Regions from separate parts of the Homo sapiens genome. Here region 2 is linked to region 1. Evidence: read pairs that join two places in POLR2A ChIA-PET (ENCODE). Cell type or tissue: HepG2. All regions are shown on one strand.

The links. Peaks named below come from ENCODE experiments on the same cell type or tissue, not always from the same donor. Only the 100,000 strongest peaks of a DNase experiment are listed, where the experiment ranks them.
Region 2: POLR2A ChIA-PET joins it to region 1 with 11 read pairs; 11 of 35 experiments call an interaction of 5 or more read pairs at or near these places.

What each region holds. Positions count from the first base shown.
Region 1 is chr1:7,751,153-7,753,652 of GRCh38, reverse strand. CAMTA1 (calmodulin binding transcription activator 1) reads right to left here. Exons shown (of 23, transcript NM_015215.4): 20 at 2,261-2,454; 21 at 1,120-1,194. Among named protein-coding and RNA genes, the nearest start is that of VAMP3, 19 kb to the left of the region's middle. In HepG2, a CTCF peak has its summit at 653 (motif pointing right); DNase peaks (open chromatin) are centred at 652 and 1,032.
Region 2 is chr1:7,679,192-7,681,691 of GRCh38, reverse strand. The region is part of intron 11 of CAMTA1 (calmodulin binding transcription activator 1); the gene reads right to left. Among named protein-coding and RNA genes, the nearest start is that of VAMP3, 91 kb to the left of the region's middle. In HepG2, no CTCF peak of the experiment used is centred here; a DNase peak (open chromatin) is centred at 1,441; H3K4me3 peaks cover 2,097 bases.

The DNA.
Region 1 (2,500 bases):
AATTCTTCTGTTAATTTAAGTAAAAGTACAAATAACCCATTAAACCTATTAAGTCTTAAAGGCAAGATATTTTCAAAGCCGGCAATCATATGGTATAGGAGTAAGAAAAACTAAAGCAAAATGAAACATCCAAGGAATCCAATTAAATATGAATACTAGGACTTTTGGTATAATTAAATAGGAAGAGGAAGTAAGACATTAGAGAGTCTGCTTTAATGTTTGGTATTATAAACTGCACAGCTCCTGACACACAGAGCAACAACCCAACCACACAGAAGGTGGTCTACACCCAGCTCGGATGGCCGCAGTTACAGACGTCAGACTGGAATATTCACCTGGATAAAGAACACAAACCACTTTCACCAGCCCTCTGAAATCTAAGTAGAGACGCTAGTCTTCATAAAGAAATCTCAAATTTGAGGAACAAAGAGAAATTCCTCTGGCTTAGCTCCATGAGAAGATGCTGCATCCCACAGAATGCTGGGGTCACAGGACCCCATTTCCTACTAATTGAAGATGTGCCCAGAGTCTCAGATGTCTTTCTTTTCCTGAACAGCTGCATTCCAGTGATCTCTCCTGTTCCTCATCACGGACCGGCTTTAATTGATAGTTTAATAATAGAGCATGTTGGCGATTACATGACCAGCAGAGGGCACCAGCTATCTGGTGGAAATTCTACATCAGAAAACTTGTTTGGAATTCGTGGTTTTCTTTCCCTTCCTTGAGACTAGAAACTGTTTTCTGTTTGGACACGCGCTAGCATAGTAAAGGATTAGAGCAAAGAACATACTGCAATGTGGCATATCAATCACAGGTTAAAGAGAAACTTAGAATTAAAAGCTAGTCCGACTAAGTTGACCTCACACCCAAATTAAAACAGAAAAACACGGGCATGAATCTCCATTGTTCAAACAGCATCGTCTGACATGGTTACCAGCACTCCAAGGGTAGCAACCTGATCCCTAGTTAAAGAGCTCTACCGCCCTATTGTAATTTGGGACGTCTGCCCTGATTATCTGCAGGGGGATTAGCTTTACATAGGAGTTAGTGAGGGTTAAGAAGGTCAGGGTTGCTTCATCATTCTCCCTGAGCAGAATGTATAAACAAGGACTAGTGTACCTGTGGCGACAGCGGCGAAGAAACCTCATTATTTTTCGAGCAGCTTGATCCTGCTTTTTGGTTAGCAAACTGCTCCTGAAAAAGTCAGAATATTATTGTCACAAGAAGGTTACAGTAAAGCCCAATATGGAAAACTGGTCAGCAGTGACAGAGGACTCTGAATTAAGCAGTTCGTGTAGCAAAGCCAACAGCATATGTTAAAGATGTATACAATCTGAAGGGGGATGAGTGCGTATGCTGTTCCCATAGTATCGAGTCCGGGCATCACTAGAGGAGAAAGGAGGGTGTGTATAGGCGCTCTCAGCTTCAAGACAGACTATACAAAGACTGAAAATAAAATGTCACTTAAATATTCTTCCACAATTCATTATAAGCTCATTTTGCCACAAAAGGCATTCTGGCATTAGAGAGGCTTTCTTAGTTTACAAGGTGATTCACCGGAGTTGATACACTCTTTGGGCTATTTTGTAAATGTACTGATCAATATATTTTACTTGGCTCAACATTTTTATTACAGTCTCTAAAATGGAACAGCTTAACCCTAATTACTCTCCCAAGGTCTCACATGCAGTAATTCTACAATTTCACTCATTTCCCATTTGTGTCAAGAATAGCCTTGTCTCTAATCGGAATGTAGCATCATATACGTTTCAGTTACATTAGGATTAGGAACAAGTTCTGTTTAGAAATAACTCCAAGAATAGTTTTCATATTTTATTTTCACATTGAAAATCAGATTTCCTTCAGCCTCAAAGAGCATGTTTATGTAAAATTACATGAGTGCTGGCAGCGGGCTGTACTTTTTTTTTTTTTTCCTAAACAGGAAATGGGTTAAACTACTATAATTGAGTGGTAACTTTCTGAGTAGAAACTGGTGCTGCCAAATTCTGATATAAGGTAAAATTGGGTGGCAATATCAAAATAATTGGGTGGGAGGTGGAGAGAAAGAGCTAAATATTCAAAACCAGACTCAGCACAGGTGTACTTATCAGCCACCATGCCTAAAACGTTCTGGAACACAGTGACTGCCAATGCTTTAGGCCCACCCCAGACTCCAATGTCAGCCCAGGACAAGTCTTTCAAAGAAGTCAGAGTTCTCTTCCCTAGGGAGCTTTACCTCCATGAGCTCTTCTCCACCCACCTGAGTTTCTGTTGTACAATCACAGCCGTCCGGCGAGCCTGCCGTCTTTTGCCACATTTCTTATAACTTCGGTAGTACTTTTGGATGAGCACAGCAGCCCGTCGGCTCTGCTGGAATTTTTTTTGTTCATAGTAACTTCGGAATTTGCTCTGGATAAGGATGGCAGCCTGTGTCATCTTTTTATAAAGTGCGTACTGCAGGGGAAACAAGAACAAGCGACACAGTAACAACAGGGGCTGC
Region 2 (2,500 bases), 72 kb after region 1:
CTATCACAGGTATAAGTGACATTTCCCAGAGATCCTCCCCAGTGGGTCTCCAGGGTAAACCCCATTGCCTGCCTACCTCTAGCCTGGAAGAGGTCCCCCTTGCATCTTTGTATGAAGAGCTGGCCTGCTCAGACCTCCCTGGGGTCCTGTGCAAATGGCCTGGGGTCAGGTCAGGACAGAGGAAATTTGTTCTGAATCCGCACCTTTGTGGGTGGAGGAGAAATGGTGAAAACGGCAGTTCCCGAAGACCCTGGGTTAAAGGCAGCCGCTCATTCCCTCTCCTGCCACCCTTGATGCCCCCTCTTCCCGGGCTAACCCTGCTCAGGCTTCAGGTCTCACCAAGGGGGTCGTTTCCTCTGTGAAACCTTCCTTACCACTAGTTGGATTCAGCTTTTTGACAGTCCCTCCTGCACTCATTCACGTGTGCCTGCATTCATATCACAAATATGTACTGCAGCCCACCACGTGCCAACCCTGGGCTAAGTGATGGGGGTCCAGCAGACAGGGCCTTTGACCCTGGAGCTCACAGTGGGGCGCAGGGGAAGGGAGGGGAAGACCCCTAGGTCTGGGGGAGGCGCTGCAGCTCCGGGATCCAGAAGGCTGCGATTCCTCCTCCCACCTTCCCCCATCTCCACGCCCGGTCTCTCCCAGGATGGCTGCGCCCCAGCTGAGATTTTGGGGACGTCGGGTCCCTGCCCCCCGGCCCCAACGTGGGGACGATCGCCCTCCGCAGGGCGGGGCTGCGCAAACAAAAGCTACGCCGCGGGGACAAAGGCTGCGCCGCGGGGACAAAGACTTCGCCGCAGCAGCTGCTGCTGCTGCTGCTGCTGGCGCGCGCGCGCGCGCGCGTGTTCTCTGCGCCCCGGACCCACGCCCCCCCCCGGCCTTTAGCCAAGCAAACAAATTCATGTTTTAGATCAAATGAGGGCAGACAGTCTCTTCCCCGCCCTCAAACATTTTCCCCCGCGCATGGCAGAGGGGACAAAGGGCGCATCCCACATGCAGCAGAGGCCACCGAACGAGGGAGCCAGGGCTCGCCGCCCACCGAAGGCCTGTGGTCCCCGCCGCACGGTGCGGCGCACTCGGAGGCGGGTGGCCGGGCTCAGGCCTTCCTAGTCCCGCGGTCCTCGCAGTCCCTGCTGGGGCCCCAGACCCCGCGGGGCGCGGCGCCGCCAGCAGTTCCGCGAAGGGCCCCGCATTGCGGCTGCGCGTCGGCGGGAGGGCGCGCGCGTGGGAGAGAGTGTGTGCACGCGCGCCGCCGGCAGCCGTGCCCCAGTTTGCTCCGCGCTGCAGTCCCCTGGCGCCCACCCCTTCCCCAGCCCTCCTCCCCTCTCCGCGGCGAACCCGTCTCCACGGCCTGGCCAGCGCGGAGGGAGAATCGGCCCAGCGCCCGCGGGGACGGGAGGGGCTGAGCCGAGAAGCTGCGGAGACCGAGGGGAGGGGCCGGGAGGGACAGGCGGGGAACGGAAGGCTCACCACCGCCCGGCCACTGCAGCATTGGCCCGGACGCAAAGTTCATGGCCAGGCCCCGTGGCTGGCCAGAGGCCCGGGACCCCCGCGCTCCCGACTAGCTGTTCCCGCGGCCCCCTTTGCGCTGCGACTGCGGCGCTGCTTCCCCTCCCCTCCCTTAGTATTTATCAAGCTGGTGAAAGGCTGGGAAGGCTGGGCCCTTGGGTGGGTGAGTGCCTTGTATTCATTTAGGGGGAAAAAGAATAGCCAGGGAAGACCCGCTTCTCCCCAGCCAGGTGGGGTCTGGCAGTTCCTCTGTCCCTGCCTCCCACTCATTCCTTGAAAGGACAACTGGCCCAGACCAAAGGAAAGCGTCCTTCAGGGCCCTGATCTGCTCTCTGCAGGGCCCCTGGGCCGAGGTGGACCCCAGGCTGGTCCCCTCTGGTTCAGCAGGGCGCTCTGAGCTGGGGGTCCAAGCTGCGGAGCTACTGTTCCCCTAGCTGTGCCCTGGCTGGTGGTAACAGAGGCGATGCTGCTGGACGCCCAGGCCTTGATGTCATCGCCGCCCCAATTCCTGTCACCCTCCTGTGTATCCTGCAGGTGCAGGGGTGCTTATTTCAACTTGGAGGCCCACAGAGTTCAGAGCTCAAAGTTCTGGGGGGGGGGGCAGCTAGGGAGCAGGTGCCCAGCTTGGCGGCAGGCCCATCTCGAGGGGCCTGGGGTGGCCGAGGTCCCGGGGTGTGTCTGTCATGAAGCAGTTGGGTGGCTCCCCTTCCCCCCGGTTTCTATGGCAGCATCCTCCCGTGCCGTAGCTTCTGGGGTACAGCTGGCTCTCTGGGTTTCCAGGGGGCCTGCAGATGTGTCCTGAGCTCTGGGGCACTGCCTGACTGTGACTTTGCTCTCTGAAAAGGCTCCATCTGCCAGGCAGGGTCCTACAGTGGTCCCAGCATCCTTGGGTTCATTCTAGTGAGGCCGGCCAAGTCACTCAGGGAGAGCCAGAGCTCTGGAGAGTTCCTGACTCCATTCCCCATTTGTTCTGCAAAACTAAAAC